2 separate regions of the Homo sapiens genome follow, and region 2 is linked to region 1. Evidence: read pairs that join two places in POLR2A ChIA-PET (ENCODE). Cell type or tissue: MCF 10A. All regions are shown on one strand.

Region 1 (5,000 bases):
CGAGTTCCAACCAAAGTCCTGCGGCCACAAAGGGCCCTGGGCCTCTAGGTCCTGGCGCCCCGCCCCCACTGCTGTTTCTCAATAAGCAAAAAGGTAAAGGATCCCAAGCAGGGATGCTTGGTTAGTGTCCTCCCTCTGGGTGCTCTGAGCATTCAGCAGGGGCGGTTCTGGCTCAGCCCTGGAGTCATCCCCATGCTGATCAAACAGTTGACCAGAGAACGGTTCCAGGGGGGATGGGAGGAGATGAGAGAATTCAGATCTGCAGCTGGGACAGAAGTCGGTGGCAGAACCGCGTGCTCAGGGCAACTCAGGACTGGCTGAACCCAGCCTCCCTAATAATGAGCGGTTTTGTGTTCACTCCAGGATCTCCTAAATGGAGTGCATGCGCCTGTCTTTCCATTCCAGGGCTGGGTTTCCTCCCCCAGGAAAGCGATGCTTTTCTTGTTATTGTCCAGGCTCTGGTCCAGTTCCCCTGCTCAGTCTCTGTAGGTGCTGGAACCCACCACTAGCATGTTCTATTTTGCCAGCCAGGCCTGTTTCTTAAGTATGCAAAATGGAGCTCAGCTCCATCCTTTCTCTTACCCAAGGGCAAGGGATTTGGGCCTTGGTAAGGTTTTTATGTCCCAGTGAGTCAGGCAAGACAGAGACCACAGTTGGGTCCAGAGTTTTCTCTTGTCCCTAAGCAAGACTGAAGGTGATTCATTCACTTTTAAAGTCTCTTATTACTTAGAATGAATTTAATGTGGTCATTATGTTCTCCCTATGAAAAATTTTGAGGTGAGTCTTCAAATGCAAGAAAAATGGAAGTCATTTGTTTTCCAGACATTATACGTGTACAAGAGATTCTTCCCCAAAAATCGTTCACCGCACCTGATTGCAGTTGTCTTATGGAATTCAAGAAAGGAATTAGAGTCACATGACTAAGTGAGGTCCTGCTCATTCTATTTTTGTTAATGGGTGAAGTTAGAGAACTTCTACCCTGTTCCTGGGGAGAGAACACTCAGGTAGGACTTTAAAACAAACCCTAACAACTGTATTCAAGGTCCCCTCCCACCCATCTCTTCTACTTTTCTTTCCTTTAGAAGTGCTTTCTTTGCCTTTTCCTTTTGGAGATAAGTGATTTCAAGGGTGCGCCCTCTTTCCTGTGTCTATGCTAACTTCAATGATGTTAGCGGCAGTTAAAGTGCTTCATATAAAAATAGAGGACAAAATCTTTCTCGTTATTTTAAATTGGAAGCTAGCTGCTAAATTCTTTAAAATTAACACATTGGAATAGAATAGAGGAATCTAGAGGACTGAAATAAAAAGATACATAGTTGCTGTGGCTCAGACATGTGGCATGGTGTGGGGGCTGATATAATTGACTCTTGACTTCCCAAATAGCTCTTCTTAAAGAGCTGAAAGCATATTTAGTGTGTGTGATAGGGAAGATACTTGAAGACAAATTTAACGGTGGGAATGTGTTTGTTGGGTCAATCTTAAAACCATTTTGGGTTTTTTTGCTACTATCCTGACATAGTAAGAAAAGACGCTGCAGCTTGCAGGGAACCACAGGAAAAAGTATTAACATGAACAACCTTCAGCCCCTTGGGGCCCCAAAACAGTCAAGCTTGAGTCATGCTGAGCATGTGTTCATGTCACTGTACTGTAACAGGCATGTGTCTCCATTTTATCCCCTAACTAATGTTCCTGAGATAGTCACCGTGTGCACGGTGCTGTTCAAATATGTTTATTCTCAAAAGTAGATAAATCTGAGGGCTAAAGAGAAAAGGGAACTTTGCAGGCCTATTGAGAGACAAGGACAACAGCTGGGACTGACTGACCAGACACCTGATGAAGAGCTGAGGAGATGGAAAACTGCAGCTGTGAATGCAAAGGCTTCAGAGTATCTTTTATGGCCAATTTTGTGTCATTTGAATCTCTGTACAAGTTGCCCCATATGGCTTGGACCCTGTGCTGCCAAGTTTAGAAGGTAGAGAGGAGGGTGTGGCAGTCTTTTCAAAAGATGAGGGCGTGCCAAGGTGAATAATCTCCACTCTCTTCTGCACGGAGGGGTCCTTTGAAATCTAGTCTCCCACTGAAACTCACTGCTCCACTGCACTATCTATGAAGAGTCTAAAAGGCCATTCTGAGGCAGCCAAGAACTGGAGGTCCTGAGCAGGTGATTCAGCAATGCCAGCAGGCAATTTGAGCTCTGAGGTTCTTTTTGGTCTCACTTGCTCTGTCTCAGCAGGTGAGAAAGGATCAGCGCTGCCCAGCCTTCCCCAGGCTGTTTTTTTTTTTTTTCGTCTGACACAGAGTTTCACTTTTGTTGCCCAGGCTGGAGTGCAATGGCGTGATCTTGGCTCACTGAACCTGACCTTAGGCGATCCGCCTGCCTTGGCCTCCCAAAGTGCTGGGATTACAGGCGTGAGCCACCACGCCCAGCCCCAGGCTGTTCTTAATCACTGTTTGTGGACAGCAGGTTTGTGCTCATGCCAAGCTTGACTCCTGGCAACAGTGAGGTCCGGTCAGCTTCTGTGGTTTCCTGCTCTTGTCCACTGAAGCTTCTGGCAGTATGCATGCATTAATTTTATGCATTCACAAGTATCCAGGGGATGAGCCATCCTGCTGATGCTGGACAGAGTTTCAGAAGTGCCTAGAAATATTTAGAATAATATTTAGGATAAGGTTTGACAGATATTTGATGGCATCATTGCATGTACCATGGAGGAGCACCAGGGTAACTGGTGCACGTGCTCTAACAAGGCCTAGTTTTGGAGCTTTCTCACCTTTCAGAGACCTCTGCAGTTATTGCACTGGAGACAAAACGCAGTTCTTTCTTCATGCTTCAGTTTTCCTCCTTGTATGCCCCTGAGCTCTTGCCGCCCTGTATTTCTGCTCCCCTACACCTTCTAGGATGACCTGTTATAAACATTAGATTCTAAAGCAGGTAGATATGTTTTCCTTTCTACAAGATTAGCCGTAACTGTTAGGAATGTCCAAGTAAAAAGCCAATTTAAAAATTTTCATAAAAGCACTAATACCCAGTGTGATTAATCAGGATAGTTATGTGATATTTACCAAACCTATGTGATTGTAGAATACTTTTTATTAGAGTGTGCCGTTGGGTTCATATTCCAGGGGGACACCTGTTGGGAAATCATGGTATCTTTGCCCTTGAGCTTGTTTCCTGCATTCTGATTACTTATCATGCAACTCAAAAGTGTGTGGCTTGGACCAGCCATGTTGATATTATGTGGGAGGTTGTTAGAAATGGGGAATCTCAGGCTGCTTCCAAGACGTACTGAATCAAGATCCCCTGTGCATAAGTGCATATGTGATTCTTATACACTTTAAAGCTTGGGAAGCAGAGTTTTATTTTTTTTAATTTATTTTTATTTATTTATTTATTTTGAGACGGAGTCTCGCTCTGTTGCCCAGGCTGGAGTGCAGTGGAGCATCTCTGCTCACTGCAAGCTCCGCCTCCCAGGTTCACGCCATTCTACTGTCTCAGCCTCCCGAGTAGCTGGGACTACAGGCGCCCACCACCACCACGCCCGGCTAATTTTTTGTATTTTTTTTTTTTTAGTGGAGATGGGGTTTCACCATGTTAGCCAGGATGGTCTTGATCTCCTGACCTTGTGATCCACCCACCTTGGCCTCCCAAAGTGCTGGGATTACAGGCGTGAGCCACCGCACTCGGCCAGGGTAGCAGGGTTTTAGACGATGGCAGTATGCTTTCATATTCCTACTTGAAACTGACTGTCTTCTTGCCAAACAAATGGCCTCTTTTCAATCTCATCTTTCTTGTCCTCTCTGGTAATCTAATATCATACTGCTGATCAGTCCTTAAAACGTTAATAATAAAGTAATGTATATTTGTTGTAATAAATTCAAACTGTACAAAATGGCACAGAATTCAAAGTTAAAGAGTCTGGGCATGGTGGCCCACACCTGTAGCCCCAGCACTTTGGGAGGCCAAGGCTGGTGAATCACTTGAGCCCAGGAGTTCAAGACCAGACTACGCAACATGATGAAACTCCATCTCTACAAAAAATACAAAAATTAGTTGGGTGTGGTGGTGCATGCCTGTAGTCCCAGCTACTCAGGTGGCTGATGTGGGAGGATCACTTGAGCCCAGGAGGTCGGGCCTGCAGTGAGCTTTGATCACACCACTGCACTCCAGCCTGTGCAACAAAGAAAGACACCTTGTCTCAAAAAAAAAAAAAAAAAGTTAAAAGTTCCCTACTCAACCCTCCCATCCCTAATTCTCACACGTCACTACAGGCCTTTGTATTGTTTTTTTTTTATTGTTGTTCTTGTTCTTCAAGAATTTCTTTAAGTATTCAGGAATATATAGTTTTTCACTGAAAAAGTAACATTATATTGAACATACTGTTTTGTAACTTATGTCATTTAACAATAAAATTAGGGACAATATCAGCTCTCATGGAAATCGTTCACTCCTTCTCAGAACTTTTTCCTCCCTTATCGTACTGATGTTTCTCTTTCTTGGTTCTCCTCTTACTCTCTGACCTCTTTTCCAGTCTCTTTTGCTACCACCCTTCCAGTTCCTCTGTGTTGTCCCTGAGTTCTATCCTTGTCTTTCTTCCTCCTGCCTATCCTTGCTGTCAAAGCTGCTGTCACCCATGCAGGTTTTCAGGCACTGCTTTATGTGTGACACTTCTCAAATCTCTTGCTTTGAAGAAATCCTCTTTTCTAAACTCCAAGCCGATTTCCCTCACTGTGTATTGGACATCCCATAGACCTCCCAAATTCCGTATGTCCATGTTAATTTATCAAAATTTGCTCTTTTCCTTCCTCTGTTCCCTTCCTGAGCAAATGAAGTGATGTCATTGAGTGTGAACACTCAACCTCCAGGACTCTAACCCTCTTACAGTTCTAAGTTCTCATACTTTTTGAATACTGTTAGGAATTTATCCCATAGAAATGCTATAGCAGGTGGGCAAAAATATATAAATTATACACATGTGTAAATAGAGTTAGAAAGATACATA
Region 2 (5,000 bases), 130 kb before region 1:
AAAAAGCTTAAAGCTTTAGCTTTAAGCTCCCTGAGCCTCAGATTCTATAGTTAGGTATATATGGTATTAGGTCTTGTGGAGTGCCTGGCAATCATATGGTAAATACAGGTACTCCTATTATTATAGTATCACAAAAGCCAAGATGACGTGGTACAGAATGAGCCCTGACTGAGAGATCAGATTTATCTAGTCTTGGCTTTGGTACCTAATATCATGTCAATGTGGGCAAGACATATGACTGCTTTATGTATCAGTTTCTTCATATATGACATTGCATGAGCACAGTACTGTTCTGGCTATCTTACAGGGTTATGTGAAGATAAAATGGGATAACACAAGAAGATGCATGGAAATGGCAGATAACTCTGTATCTATAAGGTACTATTAATAGGAAGCCTGGTCAGTAGCGTCAGATGCCATAGAGAATGAAGATTGAGAATGAACCTCAACCTTAGATGTTTTACTATAAAATGCTTGCTGTGCCAAGCTGGACCTCAGCCAAATAGCAATGGGGAAGCTCAGGAGAGCAAGGAAGGATTGGGGGTGGAGAGAAGTCGGTTTTGGTAATCCACATGGGAAGACATTTTGGAGGAGGGCAGTAGGAGTGGTGATCTGCTGCGTTTCCCATGTCCTGATGAGTGATCTGTGAGTACAGGGCTGAGGTGTGCCCGTGGGGACCAGCTGGAATGAGGGAGGACAGCAGATGGAATCTATTCTGATTCTCCTATTCAGTGGAAGGGCAATAAGCCTAGGAAGCTGTCCCAGGTATGTGTGGGAGTTGGTCTGGAAGAGGCTGCTTCTCTTACCAGAGAAGGCAGCACAGCGAAAGCTAGCTCCTGCTACCCGCCAGTACAGGGCTAAATCAACTGGCCCTGTGGGCTTGTGGGAATCTGCAGGCTAGTCTTATAACTCAGTAGATTAAAGTCTTATATAAAAACATGATTGCTCTAGAAAGATGGAGTCTCTATCCCTTCTGCTAAATACAGCTAAAAATCCTGGACATTGCATATAAAATAAATAGAAAGGGACTCTGAAAGGTGAATGAAGAGAAGAAGACAGTCTTACTAGAGATCATGGGACCTGTGGAAGGACACAGCAGTGAGTTCTCGGGGTTTTCTGTTTTCATCCTATATCTCAGGCTGGATACTGGAGAAGCCAACAAGCAGGAAATGCCAATGGGCACAGACAAAAAACACCCACAAAAAAAGCCTGCTGTTTCTAGCGAAAGGACCAGAAAACGGCATCCTAGCAGGATAGAAAACTTTTAGACAGTAATCACTGTATCCAGCCAAACACCATGAAATAAACTGAGGTCCCACCTCCATGCCCACCACAAAAGCCAAGGAGGGAGCCTAGACTTCCACCTTTCTGAGGATGTAAGAGACACCCAGCACTAGTAAGGCTTTGGCACTTAATTCACCTGCCAGCTAATGTGGTGTTAGAGGAAGCCTAGAGGAGAGTCAGGAGTTTCATCACTGCTCAGTGATGAGACTGAGTGGAAAACCTGGACTTCTATTTAAGCAATATATATAGTCTCAAGACATAATACCAAAACTGTCCAGATTTTAATGGAAAATTACAAGAACCAGTAGGATATGAACTTGAATGACAAAAGACAATCGACACCATATTAACACAGATGGTAGAATTATCTGAGAAGGATTTTAATGTAGCCATCACAAAAATTATTCAACAAACAATTACAAACACACTTGAAATAAATAATAAAATAGAGAGTCCCCAGCAAAGAAATAGAAAGTCCCAGCAAAGAAAAAGAAAGTCTCACCAAAGAAATAAAAGCTATAAAGAACTAAATGGAAATTTTAGAAGAAACACAGTAATCGAGATAATTTTTATAAAAGCCTCAGTAGGTGGGCTCGACAGCAGAGTGAAGAGGAAAGAAGAAAATGTTAGTGAATTTGAAGAGAAACAATAGAAATGACCAATCTCAACAACAGAAAGAAAACAGAAAATAAAAGGGGATAAATAATAAAATCCCTGTTCTCTGTAGCACAGGAATGTTTAGACGACATGTTCCCTTTTTCAAATGTTCATTGAGTATTCATATTAATAGGGTACAGTGAAAACAGACTGACAGGTATATTGCCTCATGTTTGCTAAATGCACAAAATCTAAGCCATATTGGTCCAGATGGGGGCTTCAGGGAAAATAACCATATAGTACTACTTTTAGTTGTTGAGATGTTTTCCACATTTACAGTACTTACTGATTTCTGATCTGTACTTATATGCACACATAAGCTAAGTTACTTATGAAACAAGCATTTCTATAACACTTACAATGTGTTCTGGGCTGTTTACATTTAATCCTATCCTTAATCTCAATAAAGTAGGTATGGTTATTTTCCCCATTTTACAAGTAAGCAAACTGAGATAGAGAGAGATTGAGTGACTTACCTATGATCATATAGCTAGTAAGTGAAGCATCCAGATTTGATGAACCTTGGCAGTCTGGATCTAGGGTTCATGCTCTTAATTATTTCACTCTGTTGCCTATTTTAGGCTTTTCTTGTGCAGCATCTATTTTTTTTTTTTTTTTTTTTTTTTTGAGACGCAGTCTTGCTCTGTCTCCAGGCTGGAGTGCAGTGGCATGATCTCGGCTCACTGCAGCCTCCACCTCCTGGGTTCAAGCGATTCTCATGCCTCAGCCTCCCGAGTAGCTGGGATTACAGGCAGGTGCCACCACACCCAGCTAATTTTTGTGTTTTTAGTAGAGATGGGGTTTCATCATGTTGCCTAGGATGGTCTTGATCTCCTGACCTTATGATCTGCCCGCCTTGGCTTCCCAAAGTGCTGGGATTACAGGTGTGAGCCACCGCGCCTGGCCACAGCATCTATTTTATGATCTGTGCAGTAAAATTTGCACATTAAATAAGGAATTAGCTTGCATGAAAACCTATCTGAACTACAGTGAGCATAAATCTGAATGGGGAAGACGGTGGCTAAAACTTGAGTTGACAGAACTTGAGAATCCTTAAGAACCTCAGCCAAAAGCAACAATTAATTGCATTTAAAAAGTTAAAAAGTTTGGCTGGGTGTGGTGGCTCACGCCTGTAATCCTGCACTTTGGGAGGCCGAGGTGGGCGGATCACCTGAGGTCAGGAGTTCAAGACCAGCCAACATAGGGAAACCTCGTCTCTACTAAAAATACAAAAATTAGCCGGAGGTGGTGGCTCATGCCTATAGTCCCAGCTACTTGTGAGGCTGAAGCAGGAGAATGGCTTGAACCCAGGAGGCGGAGGTTGCAGTGAGCCGAGATTACACTTCTGCACTCCAGCCTGGGCGACAGAGCAAGACTCCCTCTCAAAAAAAAAAAAAAAAAAAGTAAAAGTTTAATAGGGATAATTGCAAAACCCTGCAATAGAATCCCCAAACTAACTGTATGGATAGAATGGGAGGGCCATGCATGGTGGAACTGCAACATAAATAGAGAAAAAACAGGGATTTTTTGTTAACTTTAAGTTCACTTTAAGTCAGTAGAGTGAAGCAGCTGTCCCTGACATGATAACTGTTAAGTCTCGTTAACTCGAGATGCCCAAAACAAGTAGGAGAGAGCTGGGAATACTTGTTTCAACCCTTAAGATGGGAAGGTTGGAACATGTGAAGGTCTGGGCAGAGTTCTGGGTGCACTGAATGCCGGGGTAGAAGTCATAGTAGAAATCTTGACTCTGGTTGAAAGAGCTGAGGATTTACAGACTGCTTAAAAGAAGATAGGATGGGTTATGACAGCTGTCTAAAAATACATGAAGGGTTGTCAAGTGGCATAGGGTCTGGGCATGTTTATGTGACTGGCGGATGGATCTGTGGTCAGTCAGAAGTTACAGGGAGAGAATTAGAGCTCAGTATTCATCAGAGCTATGAAAATAGCCTAGACTTCCTCATATGGTAGTGAGTTTTTTGTTACTGGAGATATGTAGCAGAGTTGGGTTGATCATGCCTGTGACAGAGGGGTTATAATAGAGGAGATACATTAGATTAGTAATTTAAAAAATCGTTTCATGATCACAGACCCCCACTGGAAAATCTGTACAAACACCCCCAAATTCTGGAATTTTTCAGAAGTCTTTTATGGATGGGGAAATGAAATAACTTTCTAACTCTTAGAAATCAATGATTCCAGATACTCTCATAGAGATCACTGTTTACACAGGGGCAATAGTTTCATGGTTCAATAAAATCTCACTCAATCATCCTTTATTCAACAAATATTTATTAAGCGTTTAATATATATATGTACACAGACACAAAGTATGAAGTTGGATAGATGACACAAATACATACTAAGAATATATAAATAAATTCAGTAAAATAACAATATGGTCAGACTATGAGGAAGAGCAGTCTAAATCAGGCAAAAGATCTGCATTCCATAAATTTTGTTGTATTAATTTCAAGAATATACTCTAACTGAATTTGTGGCTCTCAGAGGATTACTAAGCCATACTCTTTCCAGATTGGCTATGGAGAAATGAGAGAAAGAGAGAGGATTTGGAGATTCCATATTGGATTCCAGTCATGGCTCTACCAGTAGACAGTAGCTAATCTCAGCCTCTGAGAAGGGCTTAATGATGGGTCTATGTGAATCTTCATTGCCCAGATAAGTGATGCATCATCATTTGTGTATTTACTGAGTCTGTGTACACTTCAGTCGCTGCCAACGTTTTTGGAACCAAATGGTATTTTAAGTAGATTAGGCAACAGTCTTTTACCATTATTATTAGGAAATGCTTGGGGGTGGGACTAGGAGATGATGTTAATTCTCCCTCTAAAAATCTCCATCAGTCATCTAATGCCACCCTAAATAAATATGTATTCTTCAATGTGGAAAATCAGTTTTTTTCTCAATTTTATGTAAAGTGTGCATATGATATTTTAAAAAGTCTGCTCTACTTTTATTTATATATGAACATACCATCAAAGTAAAATCAGAGTGCTTCTCATGCAAATGCAGCTTCAAAATAAGTCAACTGACTTCTCTAA

The links. Peaks named below come from ENCODE experiments on the same cell type or tissue, not always from the same donor. Only the 100,000 strongest peaks of a DNase experiment are listed, where the experiment ranks them.
Region 2: POLR2A ChIA-PET joins it to region 1 with 5 read pairs; 2 of 35 experiments call an interaction of 5 or more read pairs at or near these places.

The regions. Positions count from the first base shown.
Region 1 is chr14:59,722,012-59,727,011 of GRCh38, reverse strand. RTN1 (reticulon 1) reads left to right here. Exons shown (of 9, transcript NM_021136.3): 3 at 1-93. Among named protein-coding and RNA genes, the nearest start is that of MIR5586, 77 kb to the right of the region's middle. In MCF 10A, no CTCF peak of the experiment used is centred here; a DNase peak (open chromatin) is centred at 2,401.
Region 2 is chr14:59,852,208-59,857,207 of GRCh38, reverse strand. All of the region lies in intron 1 of RTN1 (reticulon 1), which reads left to right. Among named protein-coding and RNA genes, the nearest start is that of RTN1, 16 kb to the left of the region's middle. In MCF 10A, no CTCF peak of the experiment used is centred here; no DNase peak of the experiment used is centred here.